Linked DNA regions of Mus musculus: regions 1 and 2 are each linked to region 3. The links are chromatin loops, found by intact Hi-C in ENCODE. Cell type or tissue: left cerebral cortex. All regions are shown on one strand.

Region 1 (8,000 bases), 50 kb after region 3:
GTAACTGGAATAATCCTAGCAATGTGACAAGCACTCACCGGCCCCTCAAGTGATATTCCTACCATTGCGCTTGTGGCTATGACCAGCTTCCTATCACCAGCCTGCTCCCACCCTGAACATCCCAGGGACCTCGTCCTTTTCACTGTCTGACCCTGCCCCGGCCACTTCTGCTGGGGCCCTTCCCTATCACAGCCCCTCCTTCCTGCCCACTCAAGGTTTATCTTACCACATGTTGGACCACTGCATCAGGGACTTCCCTAAGGTGCTGTGGCCCCATGTACACTTAGTATGTTACAAGCTAGCCCTCCTCATGAGAAATGCCACAAGTAATGGCCCCTTTGGTCTGTAGTGGAAGAGGTGCATACTGTGGGCCCAATTGTTGAAACAGACTCAGACAAACTAGGGGCAGTGGCACACATCTGCAGTTCCGGCACTTGGGAGATAGAAGCAGGAGGCTCAGGAACACAAGGTTAACCTCAACTGTAAAGTGAGTTCCGGGCTAGCCTGGGCTACAGAAGAACCTGTTTTACAAAAAAAAGAAAAGAAAGAGAGAGAGAGAAAGGGAAAGGGAAAGGGAAAGGGAAAGAAAGGAAAGGAAAGGAAAGGAAAGGAAAGGAAAGGAAAGGAAAGGAAAGGAAAGGAAAGGAAAGGAAAGAAGCAGAAGGAAAGGAAGAGGAGGGAAGGAATAATGTGAGGAGGAAAAAAAAGAGGAGAGGAAAGAGAGAACACAAGAGGAGGGGAAGGGAGGAAGAAGAGGAAAGGAGGAAGAGTAGGAAGGAGAGGAGGAGGGAGAGGAGGAGGGAGAGAAGGAGGAAAAGGAGGAGGAACAGACTGGGCCTGGCCTTGGAGGGGAAATTTGGAAGGACACAGAGTGGCTTTAGGTTTTTTTGGTGTTGGTTGTTTGTTTAATGGAAGTGCACAGGTGAAGACTGCTTGCCCCACCCCAGCCCCACCCCCAGCGAGCTTGCTCCACCCCCAGCCCCACCCCCAGCGAGGAGCAAGGGCTTCAGAACCCTAGGAATGCTTTGGGGAGCAGTTAGCGCCACCTGAAAGTCAGTAACTTCGGCCTCTGACGGAGCCTTTCTTGTTTCCCCTCTCCCTCGGCTCTGCATGGTCAGGGTCTGACCCACTTCCGTGACATTGCTGTCTGCTGACCCGGGGCTTACACAGCAGGGGCACTCACTAAATAGTTTCTGGGTGAGTGACTTTGACTAAAATCATGAGCACATCAGCGAGGGATTAGCTGCCACAAGAAAGGAGCTAAGTGCCTGAGACCCCGGGGACAGGAGCTAGGGGTGGGGCTGTAGGAGGTGCGAGCTGCCGCGAGTGGCACTGGGCCCCAGAATACAGGGCAGAGGGAGACAAAGCCTGAGGGTGCCAGGGTCGTTCTTGCCAAGGGTGTGAAGCGAGTGTTTGGGATGAGCGAGTTCTGTATGAGAACTCCATGCCCTGGTGTCGTGACTGAGAAATTCCTTTTCCTGACGTTGTACATAAACTCCACATGTGTTGTTCTCTAAGGCAGGAGAGGAGAACCTGCCTGTTTGTGCTCACAGCAGTCCCTCTTGTGGAAGATGGCTTTGGGGACATGGGCCCAGCCCATTTCCCACCCCTGAAAGCGGTCTTTCAGCGATACAGGGCGCCATAACCCATGAGATCGGGAGTTGTTAATTAAACATCTGATCTGTGCCTGGAAAGTCTGACCTGGGTCTCTCAGTTAACTGGTCCTCCCTGATGATTCCTGGGAAGCTGAGGGTGCAGGCAGAAAGAGGAAGGAATAGATCTGCCACAAGCTGCTGGAGAGACCATGCAGCCCAGGGAGGGGACTCAAGGTCGCTGTGTCCTCCAAGCCTGCCTGTGCCTTGTGCCTTGCGTAGAGGCTTTTCTGCTCTCAGGTGGATGGCCTATATACACTTCCCTGGCCAAGACCAATTCTTAGAAGTCTCTGTGCTCTCTCTCTCTCTCTCTCTCTCTCTCTCTCTCTCTCTCTCTCTCCCCTCTCTCCCCCTCTCTCTCTTTCTCTCTCTCTCTCCTTAGCTGCTCCACTGAAGCTGATCTCTTTGTAGATGAACTGTACTTTAAAGTAAGCAAGGTATGAGCAGACCCTCTCTTCCAGAGCACACTCTAGTCCCAGGGTATAGGTAAGTCACTCAAGATGGGTATGGGTGCTTGTCAGAAATGCTGACCACAGCAAAAACACAGGCCATCTTAACTGACCTAGAAGTTATGTCATTTCTGTCCTCGTTGGATCTGCTGGCCTGCATGAGTGTAAGAAGCACAAAGCCAAGCTGGGTGTGATGGCGCATGCCTTTAGTCCCAGCACTTGGGAGGCAGAGGCAGACGGATTTCTGAGTTCGAGGCCAGTCTGGTCTACAAAGTGAGTTCCAGGATAGCCAGAGCTATACAGAGAAACCCTATCTCGAAAAACAAAAACAAAACAAAAAAGAAGAAGAGGAGGAGGAGGAGGAGGAGGAGGAGGAGGAAGAGGAAGCACAAAGCCCTGGTCCCTAAGAGTTATTTCTTGAACTGCCTGAGGCAGTCTCCCATCTGGTCACAGACAGCTCAGTAGTTAAGAATGCTTGTTTCTTTTGCAGAAGGCCCAGGCTCAAGTTCTCAACTAATTCTAAATAGCTCACAACTGCCTGTCACTCCAGTTCTGGGAGGTTGGACACCCTCTTCTGGCTTGAGTGGGCACCTTCATGAACACGGCACACATACATACACCATCAGGCACACATGCATATACATAAAGTAAAAGTAAATGAGTCTTTTTTAAAAGGAAAAAAAAGTCACATTGACCTGGTATATATGACCTGTCTATAATCTCATCACTTGGCTGAGGCAGGAGGATTGCTATGAGTCGAGGCCAGCTTGGACCATAGTGATTCTCTGTTGGCTCAAGGTGTAGGAGGGCCATTTCAGGTGAGAGCTATGCCAATGGGGCTGCCATTTCTCCTCTCTTCATTGGTGACTCTGTGGAGTAGCAGTGAACTGACTTGTAACAAACATAGTTACAATAGAAACAGTATCTCTCTGTGTCTCTCTATGTGTCCAATCCCACCCAAGTAGGTTTCTTTGCTATCAGTATAGCTCTATATATGAAATTCTAAGGTGTGGAGAGCCTTCTTAAAAACCCTAAGATTGTGCTGGAGCGATAGTGCAGCAGTTAAGAGCATGCACTGTTCTTGCAGAGGATGCAAGCTCATTCCCAGCCCCCATGTCAGGTGGCTCAACCACCTTTAACTCCAGGAAATTGGACACCTCTTCTGGACTCCACAAGCTCCCGAACTCATATGCATATGCCCCGGTGTCTACACTCGGAAACACAAAATTCAAAATAAACCTTTAAAACCTTTTAAAACTGCAAATCTAGGAATTACAAATCATGGGAATAGTTAGAACAGGAAGTACCTGGGAATTAGTAAAAGATGGAAGGGAGGCAATGGGCTGTGAGGAAGCTCTGTGGGGGGGTGTGTGGGTGTGGGTGTGTGGAGGTGGGAGGGTGCTAGAGGTCAGTCCCTGGGACACACATGGTGGAAAAAGCTCCTCCCCCCTGCCCCGTGTGTGTGTGTGTGTGTGTGTGTGTGTGTGTGTGTGTGTGTGTGTGTGTGTGTGTGTGTCTGTCTGTCTGTCTGTCTGTCTGTCTGTCTGTCTGTGTTTCTGTGTGCTAAAACAAACAAATGCTACAAAGATTGGAGGCAAACAGGTGTAACAATCTGAAGAAAGAAAAACAGGTCAAGGAGAGCCTCTCTGGCTGTGTTCTGAAGAGGGGAGCAAGCAGCGCCAGACTGGCATGTGGCTGTCTTCCCAACAGTGCTTTTGGATGGCATCAGGCAAATCTTGGTGTGTTTGGGGGTAGGACAATGACAGCCCAGGCTTATTTAAAAAGTCCCTTAGTCTTTTCCTTCTGAGTTCCCTAAACCACTCTGCTCCTCAGGGCAGGGGAAGGGCATCAGTTTCAATGTAAGATCAAAGAGCAAGCCCATGTAAATCCCTGAGGGAAGGGCAACCCAGGAGGGAGGGAAACCAGCCTTCATCAGTGTCACCCGTTCTGGAGACCCAACATGATAAAAAGGCAATTTACTATGTCACAGCTGCCAATCCTAATCCTAGATGTGCAAATGCCACACTGGATGTCCTCAATGTTTGGTTTAGTGAATTTCGTGAATTCATTGTCATTCAAAAGTGGATGGTTGCAGCTAAGCTAAGAGGGAGAAAGAAGCAAAAAAATTAAGGACACATGAGGAGACTCAGAGGGAAGTGAGGTAGGTTAGAAGTACTGAGCCTGCAGGTCGGTAGCCTTGGAGAAACTTCCAGAAACCATGAGGCAAGAGGCTGGGGTCTGAAGAGCCTCACCCTGAGGCTGGGAGACTACCATATGCCTAGGCCAGCTAGCAGACAGGAAGGCTGGAAACCTCTCAGATCCACCTCTAACGTGTAAAGCATGCAGGGGAGAAGCCAGAGTATGCAGGTGAGATAGAAAGGTGAATACTATGAAATGACCCATAAAGGGTCACAACTCTCCAGACAGTATCCTTGAACTTATAAGCTCCTCCCTCCCCTGCCGGCTTCCTGTCTTGGAAGTGTTTGCCCCCCTTCTGTCTCTGCTACTGTTACTCTCCACTTGTCCCCGCCCAGGTTTCTCATTCAGGGCATAAGAACCTAAATCTCTCATCAGGTGCCCACTGGACTCACACCCACCAATAACAGCTACAGAATCATGTAAAGTATTTTGTTTTGTATGTATATGGGTATTTTGCCTTCGTGTATGTCAGGGCATGATGTTCATGCAGTGCCCACAGAGGCCATCGGGGCGTGTTGAATCAGCTGGGCCTAGAGGTACAGATGGTTGCGAGCCACCATGTGGATGCTGGGAATCCAACTCCAGTCCTCTGGGAGAATCGACACTGAGCCACCTTTCCAGCCTTCACTAGAGGATTTTTAAGAATGGGGGTTCTAGTATCTCATTTTTAAAGCTGAGTATCTTAGGGGCTGGAGAAGCATCTACCTCCCCCCTTCTCTCTACTTCCTTCATTTCCTCCTATCCCGAAGGTGAGAAAGCTATCCCATTTTAAAGATTCAGGCTCTAAAAGAAGCCCATTTTTCAGGGTCTGGAGACATGACTCAGTGTTTAAGAGAACTTGTTGCTCTTCCAGAGAATCTGAGTTTGGAACCTAAGATCAGTTGCCAACACCAGAGCATGGCAGGCAGCTCACAACTGTATATAAATCCAGCCCCGGGGAATCCGAATGATCTCATGCAGATCCACACAATTAAAAACAATAAGTCTTTAAAAAGAGAAACGTGTGCTGGGTAGTTTTATGTCATCTTGACACAAGCTAAGGTCATTTTAGAGGAGGAAACTTCAATTAAGCAAAGGCCTCCATGGGCCTAGAGAGATGGCTCAGCAGTTGGAAGCATTTACTATTCTTCCAGAGGACCCAGGTTCCCTGTACCCACATGGCAGCTCGCCACTGCCTGAAGTTCCAGTTCCAGAGGATCTAGAACCCTCACACAGACATCACGCAAACAAAAATATCAATGCACATAAAAATAAATACATCTTTAAAAAGAAAGAAAGAAAAATGCCTCCATAGTCCGAGTTGTAGGAAGGCCTGTATGGCACTTTCTTAATTAGTGATTGATGGAGGATGGGAGGGCCCAGCCCATTGTGGGTGGTGCCATCCTGGGGTGATGATCCTGGGTTCTATAAGAAAGCAGGCTGAGCTAGACATGAGGAGCAAGCCAGTAAGCAGCATCCCTCCATGGCCTCTGCATCAGCTCCTGTGGTCAGATTCCTGCTCTCAGTGCTTTCAATGATGAACTGTTATATGGAATTGTGAATGAAACAAACCCTTTCCTTTCCAACTTGCCTTTTGGTCATGGTGTTTCATCCCAGCAATAGTGACCCTGACAAAGACGAACCCAACTATCTTTGTGTATATATTTGAAGCAGCTTGCTTCAGACACTCCTGGATAGAGGAGATGTTGTAGAGAGAAATTAGTCCTCTGCCTCTGCTCTTCCTCATCAAAAATGGGAACCAAGGGCTGGGGGTGTAGCTTAGTTGGTAGAGCGCTTGCTTGCATAGCATTCACAAAGCCCTGGGTCTGATCACTAGTACCAGTGCTGGTGCAGGTCTGTGAGTCCCAGAATTTGGGAGGTAGAAGCAGGAGGATCAGGAATTCAAGGCTAGGCCACATTCAAGTTAGGCCCATCCTGGGATACATGAGACCCTGCCAGAAGGGGTTGGAGGGCAGAGAACGGGATAGAGACAGAACTTATAGGAAAGGAAGGAAGGAGAGAAAGAAAGGAAGTCAACAGGAAAGGCTTCTCCATCCTAAAGCCTTGGAACTCTCTCTCTCTCTCTCTGTGTGTGTGTGTGTGTGTGTGTGTGTGTGTGTGTGTGTGTGTGTGTGTGTGTGTAAAACAGGTGCCTGCAAAGGCAGAAAAGGATATTGAACACCCTGGGACAGAGTTACAGACAAGTGTGAGCTGCCGTGTGGGCACTGGGAATCAAACCCAGGTCCTCTGAAAGAGTAGCCAGGGCTTGTATCTGCTGAGCCATCTCATTAGCCCCAGTTTTTTTTTTTAAGTTTTATTTTATTTTATGTATATGAGTACACTGTAGCTGTACAGATGGTCGTGAGCCATTGTGTGGTTGCTAGGAGTTGAACTCAGGGTTTCTGCTCTCTCCAGTCCAATGTTATATGTAAACACACTGTAGATACACACCAGAAGAGGGTGTCAGATCTCATTATGGATGGTTATGAGCAACCATGGTGGTTGCTGGGATTTGAACTTAGGACCTTTGGAAGCTCAGTCAGTGCTCTTAACTGAGCCATCTCTCCAGCCCTTGTTTTTATTTTTAAATGGCCTTGAAACAGTTCAATACCCAGTAAGTAGAATTAAGCTTCAATATTTTTTCTTGAGCCTCCCATCAGAAGGAGTTTATAAACATCTCAGCAGCAGTGAAGTTACCCAAACCAACAAAATGTCTGCTCATAGAAGCAAAAGGCTTGGGCTCTGTGCTCTTAATATGAGTCAGTATGTGTAAGTGCACTGTGGGAGAGCCGACCAGGCACAGTGGACTGAGTCTTTATCTCAATTGGTAACCCCTGGCAATATGGTGTGACCAGCCACCCAGTTCACCTCCTTGAAGTACTTCCATCCTGAGAAGACAGAAGCAGTTGGCAATCCACCATAGCTGGCCACCTATGGATGAGGGTACTGAATGCTGGGATATCCCAGCTTGGGCCAGGCCCACCTGGTTGGGACCTGGGTCAAGTTCTCATTAGCTGCTGAGTAGAGTGAAAATGAACTCAAGCATTCATGAATGCTTCTCCTAAGACTCTTGCTTCTGTGTGAGATTCTCTGATCACAAAAAAGAGGTGGCTGTGTTCTCATGCTAATTATGTTACCCCATAACCTGTTTGCAGTGTTCCACAGGTAGGACTAAAGGAAGCCTGCCCCCAGTTGTTTTTTACCAGAAGCTAATGGCTGGGCAGGGAGACAGAGGTGGGAATTTTAAGATTCCTGGGAAGGGACTGAGGAAGGAGGAAGCGGGGATTCCACTGTAGTGAAGGTGTAGGACAGACCACGCCAGAAGGGCACAGGTAGGAGAGGCAACCGACACGTAGGTATAGGGGGAAGCCGCCCAAGGTGAGCTTCCCAGCAGGGTCCGGGGCATCAAAGATGAAATATAGATTCAGTAATTATTAACTCCAGAATATTGGAGGGGCGAATATGTTAGCCGAGGGGAAGTTTGGGAGTGTCGCAGCCATTGAGCTGCTTAGGGCATATTGAAAACAAGGCTGTGTGTGTGTGTGTGTGTGTGTGTGTGTGTGTGTGTGTGTGTGTACGTGCGTGTGTGTGTGTGTGTGTGTGCGTGTGTGTGTGCATGTGTGTGGGGGGGGGGAGTTTAGAGCAGATTAATCAATTACTGCTTCACAAAAGCACTTATTTTCCAGGGCAGAAAACATGTCTCTTATCCATGCTCATCGTG
Region 2 (8,000 bases), 59 kb after region 3:
AGCTTCAGAAGCAGTTTGGAGGATGTGGGGCGTCTGGATGGAGCCGAAATCCCGACGCTTGGGGAGGCAGGATTCCACCTGGGAACCAGCGCACCAGGTGCTGGGATGAAGGTTCTGTCAGAATACAAGGGCCCCACCTCTCAGTCTTGCCACTCTGCAGCAATGATGACAAGCAAGCCCAGAGAAATAAGTCCACATTTAAAGCTTGAAGCATGCTCTCTGCTTCTGCTTCTGCTTACCCATCATTATAAAATCAAAACATCATGGCTCAGAAGTAATTATGACACGCTGCTCTTACAGAAGACCTGAATTTGGTTCCCAGCACCTATACCAGACAGTTCACAACAACCTGCCTCTACCTTTAGCTCCATGGGGCCTGATAGCCTCCTCAGGACTCTGAGCCACCTGTTCTCACGTGTGCACATAACTAACTACATACAGACACATCAGTTTTTTAACATCACATCACACCGTTGTTAAGTCAGAGATTATTTACTACGGACTTCAGGTCCTCCAAGTCAGAAATTCTGTTTCAACAGGAACAGCCCCATAGTTGCCTTGTGCAGATTCTAACAGAGCTGCTGGTTTCTGTGTGTTCTAAATGTTGGTATCTGTCATTGATCATAGCTGGGAGCGCTCATAAATTCAATGGCTATATGTTGGGGGAAACTCTGCCCTAATCCACACAGACAAAATGCCCAGTCCCTAGAGACATGTTCAGTCCAGTCTTTTTAATATGAAAACATGACACTGTCAACTACAAAGTTCACACCTCAAAAACTGCACAATTGAGTTACAAAAAAAAAAATTAATGCCAAAAAAATTGGGAGTGTTTGAGGGGTGTGTGTGCATGTTCACATGTATGGGCTTTTGTGTGTGTACACATCGTGTGCTTGTGGAAGCCCAAGATTGATGCTAGATGCCCTAGCTATTCTCCATATTATTTATTCAGGCGAGCGCTCTGACTCAAACCCAGGGTTGGATGACTGGGTAAGTCTAGCTAGCCAGCTTGCTCTAAGGATTCCCTATCGCTACCTTCCACGTGCTGAAACTGCAAATGCCTGCCACAGGCACCCAACGTTTACATGTGTTCTGGGAGCTGAACTCTGGTTTCCATACTTGCACAGCAAACAGCAAAAGCTTCCCCCACTGGGCTGTCTCCACAGCCCATCAGAAAGTTCTTAAAGTAAGCTTACGGTTCTGTGTTGGGCCACAGTCAGAGCTAGTTAGTGTTCTGTTGGGCACGCCTGCTAGGACATGGCACACTGGTCTACCAGCTTCAAGGACACACTGCCAAGAGTCAAGGACAGAGACAGCTCTCTGTAGTCCCCAACTAGGAGTGCTGATATGGTGGTAAAGACAGAATTCTCAGACACCCCCCCCCCCTGGGCTTCACATGAGGTTTTCAAAGCGTCTTCACCTTGTTCTGGCTGTCTCCTCTTGTAGCTTGTGGGGTCCAGCTTTTTGACCCCAGCCTTCTCCTCGTCCACCTTCATCACTACAAAGGAAAAGATGGACAGAGCTTCAGAACATTAAAGGGTACAGGACACTGGGAAGATGGCCCAGTGAGTGAAGTCTTGCCTTGCTAGCAGAGTTTGATTCCAAAATATACTGCCCCTGCCCCACCCTGAGATCTTTTTTTTTTTAAAGATTTATTTATTTTATGTATGTGAGTACACTGTAGCTGTACAGATGGTTGTGAACCTTCATATGGTTGTTGGGAATTGAATTTTTAGGACCTCTGCTCGCTCCAGTTAACCCCGCTCACTCTGGTCCAAAGATTTATTTATTATTATGCATAAGTACACTGTAGCTATCTTCTGACACAGCAGAAGAGGGCGTCAGATCTCATTAAGGGTGGTTGTGAGCCACCATGTGGTTGTTGGGATTTGAACTCAGGACCTTCAGAAGATCAGTCAGTGCTCTTATCTGCTGAGCCATCTCACCAGCCCCAGAATACACTTTAAATAAAGATTTATTTATTTTATATATGTGTGTGGAATCAGATCTCATTATAGATGGTTGTGAGCCACCATGTGGTTGCTGGGAATTGAACTCAGGACCTCTGGAAGAGCAATCAGTGCTCTTAACCACTGAGCCATCATCTCTCCAGCACTTCCCCACTCCAAACCCACTTTTAAAAACCCAGATGTGGTTCTGCACACTTGCCATCCCAGTGATTGGGAGTTGGAGACAGGGGTTCACTGATCATTGAGCCTAGCTGAATTTGAGAGTTCCAGGCAAAAATGAGAAAGCTTGTCTCAAACACAAGGTGGAGGACATGCAGAAAAAACGGTACCTTAGGTTAACCTCTGACCTCCATATGTACAACATACCTGTGTCATGTTCACCTGAACACACATACACAAAATAAAATAGAATTGTAAATTTAAAAAATAAAATACAGATGAAAATGGCTGTCATTAATAGGTAGCATTTTGAATGCTTCCCATTTATGACTTAATATTAGTATTGGTATTAGTATTAATTTACTTCGCTGAGGATGCAACCCAGAGCCTTGCCTATCTTAATACACAAGTATTCAACCACTGAACCTCACCTCCAACCATACTAGTCCCATTATACAGATACCGAACTGAGGCACCAAGAATTTTAATTACTGCCAAAATAGAGAAAGAGAAATTCAAACCCAGATTGTCTGTGTTGGGAACTACGCAGAGTTCTTAGCCTTAGGATTTCTAAAACTACAGTTCTACCATTAAAAAATAATAGAAATATCAAACTTGACATTAAAAATGTTTTGAATACCTGAATTGATCAACTACGAACTGCTGGTACAAAAGGCTTATTTTTGTTTGTTTGTTGTTGTTTTGATACAGGGTCTCATTATGTAGCACTAGCTGGCCTGACATTCACTATGTAGACCAAGCTAATCTCTAACTCACAGATACTCCCATCCTTGCCTCTTGGGTGCTGAGATTAAAGGTAGTCACCACAACACCTGGTGTGCTTACCACCACACCCGCCATGTTTAAAAACTTTTGTGCAATAGAAAGGGAGTGACAAGAGCCGGGCATGGTGGCACACCCCTTTCCTTCCAGGTCTCAGGAGCAGAGGCTGGTAGATCTCTGTGTTTGAGTCTAGCCTGGTCACCACAGTGAATTCCAGGTCAACCAGGGTTACAAACTGAGACCCATCACAAAAACAAACAACAGTAGCAAAACATGCTCAATTGATTGTGCCAATAAATGTCACACCTGTAGAGTGCTATCTATCAGTGCTCTTAACCACTGAGCCGTCTCTCCAGCCCCTCCCCATTCCGAATCCACTTAAAAAAAACCCAGATGTGGTATTGCACACTTGCCATTCCAGTGATTGGGAGTTGGAGACAGGGGTTCATTGACCACCCAGCCTAGCTGAATTTGAGAGTTCCAAGCAAAAATGAGAAAGCTTGTCTCAAAACACAAGGTGGAGGGCATGTGTCTGATGACTGGCGTGCATTCGATTTGATCTGTTGTCTTCTATACCAGGCCAGTGTCACTGCCATATTGGCTGTTAAGTATTCTGAACATCACTGATGGAAATAACTGTCTTGGGGGATGGAGAGGAGGTCTAGAGGGAAAGGCTAGGGCAGGGTGTCTAGGTGCTGGTGCAAAGGCTGGCAGACCTCCAAGATGCTAGCTTTCCTTAGCTTTCTTGTAATGATGGTGCCATCTCATTAGCAAATTTCCCTCTGCTGTTTCAAATCTTGACATCATAGCACATCTGGAAAGCCCCATATAAGGACAGAAATGAAGAGTAAGCCCTATTCTTAGAAAACCCAACCCACTCCTGAAGGTCCCCTAACATAATTCATGGACAATTTACCTTTAAAATGTGCTGTGCAAAATTCCAGTGGTGGCCAGGGAAGTGGCTCTGGGTAAAAGCACTGCCCCCAAAGTCTGGGGAACTGAGCTCAATTCCCACAATTCACATAAAGGTGGAGAGAGAGAAATGACTACACACAACTGTCCTCTGATCTCTCCAAACTGGCATCACACACACACACGCACACACACACACACACACACACACACACAAAATGGTGAATTAAAAAAATTCATATTTAAACATCACAACAGTTCAATTCTCTCCCCTTTAATGCCTGTACTTTTATCTGAATGTCTACCTTTGCCTCCACAAGACAGCATCTCACGTATCTTACAATGGCTTCAAGCTTGATGTGTGAACACACACACACACACACACACACACATTTACACATTGGAAAAACAGCAACAAGGAGACTAAAATCATTTGCTCCAAGTCATAGAGCCAGCTCTGGTAGAGCCAGTACTGAGTTTCTGAGTCCTAAGCCCAAGGAAGTAAGGGAGGAAAGAATGGAAGAGGAAGGAAGAGAGAGAGATGAAGAGAGAGGGATGAAAGGAGAGGGGTGAAGGGAAGGGAAGAAGGGATGGGGAGGAAGGGAGAGGGAGGAATGGTGAATGGAGGGTTCTGGGATAGGCTTCCACCAGACACCCACCTTTGGGTTCCAGGCTCTGAGCACTGTCTGAATTCCTGTACTCACCACAACCAGGGCCCCATAGAAGCTGTCACTTCCCTCAACACCTTCAGTTGATTGAGTGCCTACATCTGAAGAGAACCAACCCCTACAACCACTGTGATATATTACCAAAAGGTTTGTAGCAATGACCCCTGGCATGCAGTAGATGGAAGAACTTACAAGGACAGTTTCTCCTACCTACAGGCTCGCCCTTACCCAACCAGAACCAGCATTTTCTTATCTACCTCAGATCCCAAATCACCCTGGCCTTGAGCATGGTTCACAGTTCAGACCAAATCGTCTGTTGTCCGGAGACACTGGCTGGCACCTTTCCATGTCATTGCTGTCAGCCCAGGATCCCCAAGAATACTCTAAAACCTTCCTGACAAGACAAGTACTCTAAACTTGGAGGGCTGAATCAATGGTGTCCTGGCACACAGACACTCCAAGTCCCCACCCAAGCCTTTATGTCCAGGATGGCAGGACATAGAGCTATGGGCAGCTGTAAGATACATAGCACCTCATGACTGTCAAAACCCTGATGGCAGAGTCGTCTGCCATCTGAACACTTGCTCCCCCACCCCATCCACAGGGCACATTGATTCAGGCAAACCCATTCAGATATGTACACCACAGGCCTGGGCACAGTCGGGATGGACAGTCTGATTATTAGGGGAGAGCAGCAAAGGATGCTAGTTTATCCTCAGCATGGACAGCCATGGCTCTGGACATGAACTATCTAGGAGAAAGCTTGCACTACACTTGATGCTCAACCATTAGGAGTATTTTCTTCTACCTGTATTTTAAGCAATTTAACCTTTACAGTTAAGAACGTTAGACCAGATAGCATGGTGTCCGGTGAACCAGAGACTTCCCCTCTGCCATACCTTGGATGGTTTTTGTCAAACAAACCATGCCAGGACCATGCCAGACCTTAGGAAACTGAGCTAGAAACCAGACAAAGGAAGGTGGACACGGTTTCAGATGCCTGTCATCCCTTGAGAGATGGAGGCAAGGAGGATCAGGAGTTCAGGTCCAGCCTGTGCTACTTAGCTAGTTCCAGGCCAGCCTAGGACACAAGAGACCCTACTTCAAACGAACCAAACAGAGCAAAGAACAGAGAAACCAGAGGAAGGCCACCTTTTGACTGGAGGCTCATTTGTTGCCTCCGGGCCTACCAAGCAAACCCCTATACTCCAGAAGAGAAAGGAAAAAACAAGAAAGTGAAATATTCCTGAGCAACTGCCCGTAACCATGCCACACACCACATCCACAACCTAGAAGCAGAAGTGCGGTATGAATAGCTGGCCACCAGTCTTTCTCCATCCCCGGTGTTACACCAACAGGCACCATTCATTTCTCTACAACTCTCAGGGAGAGAAGAGGCAAGCCTCAGGCTTCTGGGTCCGTCTGAAGTATTGCCTGTCTCACAGGCATTGGAAAGGCAAACAGAAATACAAGGGGCCAAGAAGCAAAAGGTATTTGCTTCCTTCAGATAGAAGCAAGCTGAAACCATTCACCAGGGTTCTGGGAGCGCAGAAGTCTCTGCTCAGCTCCATTCATCAAACCAGTGGACTCTAGAAAGACAAATACGGTTTAACAAGGAAAGGCAAACACCCTGGGCTCATATAGAGGGTTTGTCTAGCATTCTGGGCCAGTGTGTGTGCCAATCCTGCCTCAACACTCAGGATCCACACTGGAAAAACACACTCCATATATGACACTTCAGGCTGCAGACCCACCTGTGTGTTCTTAGCAGTGGACACCAGGCTCCAAATGGCAGGAAGACCAGAGCCCCTGGCTCAGCTCCCGTTGGGTTGCAGGAAGGCTTTCTGTGGCTTCCAGACTGAGCAGTATTTGGGGCATTGGAGATTGACTTCTAGGGTTCAGTAGCGGTCAGCCATGTGACTGGGGTGGGGGAAGGAAAACTCCCGCAGGGTCAGGCAGGGATGCCTGATTGGCTGGACAGACCAGGGCATGGCAGGGGCTAGCTGGGGACGACAACAGTCATGGGCAGGGGACACCACTCCAATTTCTTTTCAGATTTCATTGGTGATTTTTAACCTCGTGAGCAGTTCATGGCTGTGGTATGTTCCAGCCTTGAATCTGAAATACCAATTCATCTCCCTGCTCAGTTGTATCTAAGATCTTTTCTCTTTGAAATTCTGTATCCTGTATGTGTGTGTGTGTGTGTGTGTGTGTGTGTGTGTGTGTGTGTGTATGTGTGTGTGTGTGTGCCATAGTAGACATACGGAGGTCAGAGGACCTCTTGTGGGACTCAGTTCTCTCCTTCTACCTCGAGGGCTCTGGGTATTGAACTCAGGTCGTCAGGCTTGTCAGCAGATATCTTTAATGGCTCAACCTTCTCTCTGGCCTTAGCTATTTTGTTTCATTTATTCTGCCTTGGAAGGATGTTATAGTTGGAAGAAAAACATGAGGATGATCTCATCCTACCCCAAAGTACCCATTTTAAATTCAGGGAAACTAAGGCCCAAAGAGATGTGGCATCATTTCTAGAAACCTACGCAGGCCTAGGTCTACCATGTGACCCCCGTTGGGACAAAGTTACAGCTCATTTGAAGGTGTTTAACTTTCAGTGTTTAGGTCTTTAAGGACTGATGCTGGGAAGGGATCTGTCCCACTGAGGGCGTCTAACGGTGCAGCTATTAGACTGAGAAACGGCAGGGAATAATGCACCAGGGCTACAGACAGCACAGGGAAAAATGCACCAGGGCTACAGAAGTGCAGGGAATAATGCACCCAGGGCTACAGACAGCGCAGGGAATAATGCACCCAGGGCTACAGACAGCGCAGGGAATAATGCACCCAGGGCTACAGACAGCGCGGGGAATAATGCACCCAGGGCTACAGAAGCGTAGGGAATAATGCACCAGGGCTACAGAAGCGCAGGGAATAATGCACCAGGGCTACAGAAGCGCAGGGAATAATGCACCAGGGCTACAGACAGTGCAGGGAATAATGCACCCAGGGCTACAGAAGCGCAGGGAATAATGCACCAGGGCTACAGAAGCGCAGGGAATAATGCACCAGGGCTACAGAAGCGCAGGGAATAATGCACCCAGGGCTACAGAAGCGCAGGGAATAATGCACCCAGGGCTACAGAAGCGCAGGGAATAATGCACCAGGGCTACAGAAGCGCAGGGAATAATGCACCCAGGGCTACAGAAGCGCAGGGAATAATGCACCCAGGGCTACAGAAGCGCAGGGAATAATGCACCAGGGCTACAGAAGCGCAGGGAATAATGCACCAGGGCTACAGACAGCGCAGGGAATAATGCACCCAGGGCTACAGAAGCGCAGGGAATAATGCACCAGGGCTACAGACAGCGCAGGAAATAATGCACCCAGGGCTACAGAAGCACAGGAAATAATGCACCAGGGCTACAGAAGTGCAGGGAATAATGCACCAGGACTACAGACAGCACAGGGAATAATGCACCCAGGGCTACAGACAGCGCAGGGAATAATGCACCCA
Region 3 (8,000 bases):
ACACCTGTTCTCTGTGTGGAAAGGAATCAGCATGGCGCACTGACATCGGCTTAGCATGGTCACGCTGCTCATTCCTTGGAGTTAACCCGCCTCCCACCTGCCGGGAGCCCCTTAAGGAGTTCAAGCCTGATACAAGACAAATGAACTTTTCAAGTACCTCCAGGAGAGAACAAAGGATAACGAGGCACACGGTCATCCCAGTTTCCGGAAAGATGGCTGAGCAGAGGGGCTCACACTGAGTTCTCTGGGTGACTGACTGCTCTCTCACCCCCTCTCTCCGTCACCATTGTAGATGAGCCAGAAGGCAGGCAGCAGGATTCTGGGTTTGGACCCGGTTTGCTGAGCCATCTAGCTGGCCTCCATGGTCTGCATTACTAAGTGTAAGTCCTACCTCTGGATCGGGGCTTGGGTTTACTTACACCATCCTCCCTGCCCTCCCCTCAGTCCAAACCCTGGGAGTTATTTCTCAATTCCTTCCAGGAACTGGCTCTGCTGTTTGTGGCACATTGCTGCTCCCAGGGCCTTTTTTTACCATCACAGCAGGGGGCATTACTGCCCTGTCCTAGACACCTTTCCTCTCCTTCTCTGTGCCCTCCTCTGACACTTCTACTTGGATCCCTAGTATCAAGTGAATTCTTTTTGTAAAAAAAAATTTTTAATTTTTAATTATGTGTGTGCGCAGGGTGGTGGGTTTGTGCTTGTGAGTGCAGTGCTCATGGAGGTGTGTGTGTGTGTGTGTGTGTGTGTGTGTGTGTGTGTGTGTGTGTCAGAACCCCTGGAGTTGGAGCTACAGGCAATATGAGCTGCCAGAGGTGTATACTGGGAATTGAACTCAGGTCCTTGTAAGAGTAATACATGATTTAGCCATCTCTTAAACATGCACATACATACATACGTACGTACATACATACATATATACATATATATTACATATGCTATTTGATATATTATATATAAAGATATCTACAAAACTCTGGCTGTCCTAGAACTCATGTGTAGACCAAGCTGTCCTGAAACTCACAGAGATGTACCTGCCACTGCCTCCTAAGTGCCAGGATTAAAATTGTGTACCACCATGCCTGGGTCCATTTCAATTCTAAAAGGTTAAATGCATAAATATTGGTCACAGCACAATCAAGACACAGGGCAGGTATATACTTAGTTTCTTATAATCTTCTCAGCATTTAAATCAAAGAATTATTAAGTTAAACAATATGAATTCGACATTTTGCCAAATATAGGTGATTTCACATGGTCTAACCTAATACAAAGATGGGTATAATACCTTAAAATGTATAAATTCTCCTGGGCGTGGTGACACACAGCTTTAATCCCAGCACGCAGGAGGCAGAAGCAGGTGGATCTCTCTGAGTTTGAGTACAGCCTGGTCACATTGTGAGTTCCAGGACAGCTATAGAAAAACCTGCCTCAGGGAGAGGGGGAGGGGGAGGGGGAGAGGGAGCGACAGACCTCCATCTTGTTGATATATTTCCCTCACACCCAGTGGTTTCCCTGACTTTGCTCTCTATAGAAAATTACTGACAAATTTATCTCCTTCAACAAAGTATAGTATTGTTCTCTGCAGTTAAAATTTTTACCTAAATGGTAGCACATTGTTGTTAATCTTCTGACACTTGCTTCACTTGCTCAACATCATGTTTATGACTTTTTCCCCTGGTAGACAGAGCTGTGGTCTGTGTATATTAATTGTAATTTAATGGTTCCATTATTTTTTGTATTAATTTATTTAAATGTTTTATTTTATGTGCATGGGTGTTTTGCCTGCATGTGTATGAGTGCACTGAGTGTGTTCCTGGTGCCCAAGGGGGCCATAAGGGTGTGTTGGATTCCCTGGAGCTGAAGTTACCAACAGTTGTGAGTCACCATATGGGTGCTGAGTACCAAGCCCAGGTCCTCTGAAAGAGCAGCTAGTGCTCTTAACTGCACCATCACTCCAGACTCTGTTTATGTATATGTTGTGCTGTAAATTGACTCTGATTAGCTAGTGTGGTCCTCCTACTTTGGGAAGCTGATGCAGGAGAATTGCCATGAGTCTGAGGCTAGAGAGACCCTAGGCTAAATGAGATCCTGTTTCAAAAACAAACAAACAAACAAACAAAACTGGTTACTTTCAATTTTTTCCTCTTGGAATCAATGCTCTTCTGACAATGTTTGTCCATGTGTGGGATTTCTTTGGTGTGTACCCAGGGTGTGCGCGTGTGGACATGATGGTTTGAAGATGTCGTCATCGTCAGCTTCATTTCAGGAGCAGAGCATTCTGTACCACTTGGTTGACTCCTGACCAGCACTTTGAACCTCTACTTCCTGGTGTTCAGCTCTGCATTCACCAACCTCATGAATGCTAATCTGTGCAGCCTCAGATGCAACAGAGCAACAGCCCTTTCCTTTTCTAAGGAAGGAAGGAAGGAAGACAGACAGACAGACAGACAGACAGAAAGGAAGGAAGAAAAGTGTGCATGTGTGTGTGTGTGTTCACATGTGTGGAGGTTGGAGGACAGCTTGTGGGAGAGGGTTCTCCTTGTACCACGTGGGTCCCAGGGATGGAACCCTGTCTTGGTGGCAAGCACCTTTACCTGCTAAACCATCTCACTGGTTCCTAACTTTGGTGAAATTAAACTCAACTTCAGCTAAAGATGTGAAGGCAACAATGACGCTACTGAAAAAAGACAAAGAATTTGGTCTGTAAGACCGAGATACTTATCAGAAAGTGTAGAATTGAAGACCGCAGCTCTGGCATATAAATAAAGCCAGTGAAATGAAAGATAAAAAGTCCAGAAGGAACACTGTCATGTGGGAACGTGTGAGACACGGCAAAGATGCTTTGCAAGACAGTAGAGAAAACAGTGGTTTTAAAAAACAACAACAACAAACTAGGACAATGGCTATTTCTACAAAACCACAAAGGACTATTATCTCCCATTGCACACCAGAATCGCTTACAATGGATTGCAGAGCAAACTGGAAAGGCAAACCAGCAGGCTTTCAGAGTGCGGCATGGGAGATTACTGTATTTTTTTGCATGGGAAATTCTGTGTTTTACTACAGTAAAACAGAGAATTTTGTAATCAACAGATTCCACTGGAAAAGCCAAAGAGTGGGCAAGGCTGGAGAGAAGGCTCGACGGCTGAGAGCACCGGCTGCTCTCGCAAGGTATGGACCCCAGCACCTACCTATACAGTGGCTCACAGCCATCTGTAACTCCAGGTCCAGATGATCTGACACCCTTTTCTGGCTTCTTTGGACACTACTGCATGCATGTGGTGAGCACATGTACATACAGACAACACATTTGTATACATGAAATAAAACAAGTGAATTTCAAAAACAATAAGGAAAGTTAAAAGGGGCCTGGCAAGAAGGTTCAGTAGCCAAGCCTGAAGACCTGAATCCTATCCCCAGTACCACAGCATGGAAGGAGAGAGTTGACCTCTGGTGTCATGCATAAACCACAGTACACCTACGCACACACAAAAATAAATAAAACGCAATAGCAAATTTTAAAAGAAAAATCGAAAGACCACTTAATAGAACAGAAACAGATATTTACAACACATAAATCACACAAAAAAGAGAGTACACGCCACACAGAAATCAAATTCAATAGAAAACATGTGATAAATTGAAAGAGAACATTTTCAAGAACAAAGCCAGTTTGGCTATATGGTCAATAAACACAGGATGGAAGCCACCTTTAATCCCAGCACTTGGGAGGCAGAGGCAGGCGGATTTCTGAGTTCGAGGCTAGCCTGGTCTACAGAGTGAGTTCCAGGACATCCAGGGCTACACAGAGAAATCCTGTCTTGAAAAACAAAACAAAAACGAAGAGGGAGAGGGAGAGGGAGAGGGAGAGGGAGAGGGAGAGGGAGAGGGAGAGGGAGAGGGAGAGGGAGAGGGAGAGGGAGAGGGAGAGGGAGAGGGAGAGGGAGAGGGAGAGGGAGAGGGAGAGGGAGAGGGAGAGGGAGAGGGAGAGGGAGAGGGAGAGGGAGAGGGAGAGGGAGAGGGAGAGGGAGAGGGAGAGGGAGAGGGAGAGGGAGAGGGAGAGGGAGAGGGAGAGGGAGAGGGAGAAGGAGAAGAAGAAGAAGAAGAAGAAGAAGAAGAAGAAGAAGAAGAAGAAGAAGAAGAAGAAGAAGAAGAAGAAGAAGAAGAAACAACACAGGACGAGGGGAACAAAAGAATTAGAAACTCAAGGCGCTTAGAAACAAAAGGTCAAAAGAGTGTTGTCAAGGGAACCTGGGCCTTTCTGCCTCCAAAGTCTGGCTTGTGGGATTGTTTGTTGTTGCTTTGATTTCATACTGGAGATTAAACCCAGGGTCTCCTCAATGCTGGACAAGCAGGCTCTAAGCCTAATCTTATTCTTAAAACATTTATTTCTTTTATTTGCATGTATGTCTGTGTAAATGAATGTCATGCATGTGCAGGTGCCTCTCGTGGCCACTAGAGGGCATCATGCCTCCCCAAGTTGGCAGAGCATTGTGAATCACCCAATGTGGGTGCTGGGAGCCAAACTCTGGAAGAGTAGCAAATACTCTTAACTGTTGAGCCATCTTTGTAGCCCCTTTGTTTTCTTTCGAAAACAGGATGACTTTGAATTTGTGATCCTTCTGCCTCAGTCGCTATGGAGCTGGGATTACAGGCCTGGGCCACTGGGCTGGGCAAAGTCTGTGCTCTTTAATTTGTAAAACTCCTTCAGCCCAGTGCTTTCTTGATGTCCATTCTTTCAGAAAACAGAGCCCCCTGGAGGGACTAAGATGCAGTGTTCCTTCCCCCCACCAAAAATTAGCGCACGCGTGCGCTCACACACACACACACACACACACACACACACACACACACACGCAGGTACCAAATAAATTGTGGGAACAGGCTCTCTCTTTTCATCATGTGGGCCTTGGGGATATAACTCAGACCATCAGCCTTGGCAGCAAGCATGGCTGCCCGCAGAGCCATCTCACTGTGCTGAGTCTACCTCAAAACACTCTGGATGCAGATCCTGACTGCCCGCAGGAGATACTTACCTTGGTGGGAAAATAGCGGCTGAACTTGAATTTCTTCAGAGTCAAGGTCATGGAGTAAGTCCCAAAGAAAAGGATGAAGGACATGAGCGCCAGGTCTGGGACGAACTGGCAGGAGCTCCCGAGCAGGCGCCCGCCGTAGCTCAGGCACTCCTTCTTGCTCAGCAGGGACCAGTCCAGCGCTGTGAGGTTAAGGGGGGTGTACTTGGAGACCAAGCACAGAAGAAAGGGGGTCAGGACCCTCCTGTTAGGCAGTGTGTCCTTCCTGTGACCCAGGTAACCACACCACCTCCAAACCTTCAGGGTCCCTAGCCCTCCTGTCCAATATCAGACATGTTCTTGGGGGCAGGCTGTACAGAGAATGATAAGCAGGCAGCTCCCTAGAAAGATTAGGGACTGAAAAGTGTTTCTCTGGAGTGTTCTGGGATCTGTGGCTTAGCGGGCAGGAGGGAGATGGTTTCTCCCTCAGTAGGTCTGTCTCCTATTCCTGTCCTTCCCAGAGACACTAGTGTGGCTGTTTCTTTCCCCATGACACACCCTCATTAACTTCTTCTTGCGTCACTTCAACTCTCAGCGCCCCAAATGCTCAAATTCAGGCTGTGGGCTTCACATGTGTGAATTTAAGCAGTTACAGATTAAAAGAAAAAATTGTACTTGTGTTAAACATGAAGACTCCTCCCATTATTCTCGAAATACATTCTATAGCAGCCATTTACACATCATATATAGTGTATTCTGCACTGTGGATAATAAGATGATTTAAAGAATGTAGAGTATGGCGGCAGGTTAGTTCAAACGCAACATTTTGTAAAAAAGGATTTGAGCATCCATGGGGTTTAAGTATTCTAGTGGACATTGGACCCACTCCTTTGTGGATATCAAAGGATGACTGCATTTATATATTTCCAACAGTCATAAAAGGAGAAAGGAAAGGAAAATAATTTATGATAAAATTTCACTCATACTTTTGACTATTTTAATTATGTATCAATGCGTGTAACATTGTTTGTACTGTGCATGTGGGTGCCTGAAAAGGCCAGAAGATGGCGCCAGGTCCCCATGGAGCTCTTGTGAGCCACCTACTATGAATCCTGGGAACTGAGCTCTGGTCCTTTGAAAAACCAGTCAGTGCTCCTAATTGCTGAGTCATCCCTCCAGTCCAAATATATACTTTTAAAAGTTAGTGTGCTCATGTTTAGAAATAGCTACTTAGTGAAGCAAACAGATGTTTGCAGTAATCCTCTGAGAGTGGGCTAGTTGTGTGTGGGAGCAATAGGTGGTTACTTTAAACTGCCAAGTTGATTCAATCTAGAATCACCTGGGAGGAACTGTATACATGAGGTTGACCTGTGTGACTATGTCTGTAGAGGATTGCCTTGACTGTGTTCATTGATGTGGGAAGACCCAGTCCACCATAAGTGGCACCATTCCCTAGACAGTGCATCCTGGACTGTGTAAGAGTGGAGACAGCCAGCTAGCCAGTAGAGCATACATGCATTCATTCCCGACTGGGTGCACACGACTCACTGCTTCAAGTGCTTGTCGCCTTGCCTTCTCTGCAGTGATGAACTGCAGCCTAGGACTGGGAGCTGAATAAACCCTTTCTCCCTTAAAACGGTTTTCCTTTGCCAGGGTGCTTTATCACGTGAAGGTAAGGACTGAAAAGCCAATGTAAAGACAGACCAAAGCATCCCAGCTGGTCCATTGGAGCCCAGATCCCAGCACATAGCCCCTTACATAAAACAGGCACTGGCAGGGCTGGAGAGATGGCTCAGTGGTTAAGAGCACCGACTGCTCTTCTGAGGGTCCTGAGTTCAAATCCCAGCAACTACATGGTGGCTCACAACCATTCATAATGAGATCTGACTCTCTCTTCTGGTGCATCTGAAGACAGCTACAATGTACTTAGATATAATAATAAATAAATCTAAAAACAAAAACAAACAAACAAAAAAAAAAACAGGCACTGGCAGGTAGGCACTGCCCCAGTCTGCTCTTCTCAAAGTCTTATGTGTGAACATTTTTGGCTAATAGTCAGTTGAGGTAGATATGAACTGAGCCATTAGTTGCCTGTGCAAGGGAACTTGAGCAACCTTAAGGTCACTCACGGCTTACAAAGCTGCCCCACGGCTACATGCTCCCCTTTACCTGGATTATAATTTTGCATCCTTCCATCTACTTAGGCTGGAGAGGCCTACAGCCCACACTTCCTTCCCATTTTTCAGGAAGGCAGGGCAGCTAAGGTCCTTGGAGGCTATTAAGCCAAAAGGCTGATCAAATTCATTGAGCAGGGGGAGTCTAATAAACCTTGGGTGCTGGAAGTGCACTGTTGGATGGGAACTGGTGGTTTCCAGGCAGACCTGTGCATATATGTGTGTACCTCTGTTCCTGGCCTCCCCTGGGAATGCACATGCTATCGTTCTGCATAGAGAAGGCACGCACTGATGATGCTGTAGAATAGGATGCTTTCGGTTACAAACTAAAAACATCGTTCTCAGAACCCATGTGCTCCTGGGACTCACCTCCCAACTCCTTCCTGACTCCCCACCATAAACAAAACCGCATGATCAGTCTGCCCTGGAAGGAAGAGGCTTACCAGAGACGTGTTGGTGTTTGGTGCCAGTGGGGCTGAGGCATTGACCGTGGTTGTGTTCACTGGAGAAGACACAGAAGATGGGGTGCGATCAGTGGTTCCCAGTTCCTGCAGCCTCTAAGCGCCCCGGCCCTTTCCCAGCCTCCCTCCGAACTCTCCTACTGCCTTCAGCTTCCCGCTCTGCTCCCACACAGGACGGTGTTGGACACGTGACTCACAGGAAGCAGCTGAGTCTGCGCAGAAGAGCTCATCCTGAGGACCTCTATCAACGCAAATGAGCACCCTGGTGCTGAGACAGTGAGGAGTATGCGCTGAGTCCCTGCTGGGTGCTAGTGTTCCAAAGAGCTAATTCCATGTCATGTATTATGCCAAAC

The links. Hi-C counts contacts between places; a loop is a spot of excess contacts. Peaks named below come from ENCODE experiments on the same cell type or tissue, not always from the same donor. Only the 100,000 strongest peaks of a DNase experiment are listed, where the experiment ranks them.
Region 1: a loop joins it to region 3, with 2.2 times the contacts of the local background. A loop is called at or near these places in 6 of 42 quality-filtered maps.
Region 2: a loop joins it to region 3, with 2.6 times the contacts of the local background. A loop is called at or near these places in 20 of 42 quality-filtered maps.

The regions. Positions count from the first base shown.
Region 1 is chr6:83,227,671-83,235,670 of GRCm38, reverse strand. It overlaps a transcript of Slc4a5 not described here. Among named protein-coding and RNA genes, the nearest start is that of Slc4a5, 5.7 kb to the left of the region's middle. In left cerebral cortex, no CTCF peak of the experiment used is centred here; no DNase peak of the experiment used is centred here.
Region 2 is chr6:83,218,167-83,226,166 of GRCm38, reverse strand. It overlaps a transcript of Slc4a5 not described here. Among named protein-coding and RNA genes, the nearest start is that of Slc4a5, 15 kb to the left of the region's middle. In left cerebral cortex, no CTCF peak of the experiment used is centred here; no DNase peak of the experiment used is centred here.
Region 3 is chr6:83,277,201-83,285,200 of GRCm38, reverse strand. Slc4a5 (solute carrier family 4, sodium bicarbonate cotransporter, member 5) reads right to left here. Exons shown (of 25, transcript NM_001166067.1): 14 at 7,630-7,688; 15 at 5,037-5,237. Among named protein-coding and RNA genes, the nearest start is that of Mthfd2, 36 kb to the left of the region's middle. In left cerebral cortex, CTCF peaks have their summits at 4,450 (motif pointing right) and 6,075 (motif pointing right); DNase peaks (open chromatin) are centred at 4,452 and 6,098; H3K27ac peaks cover 535 bases.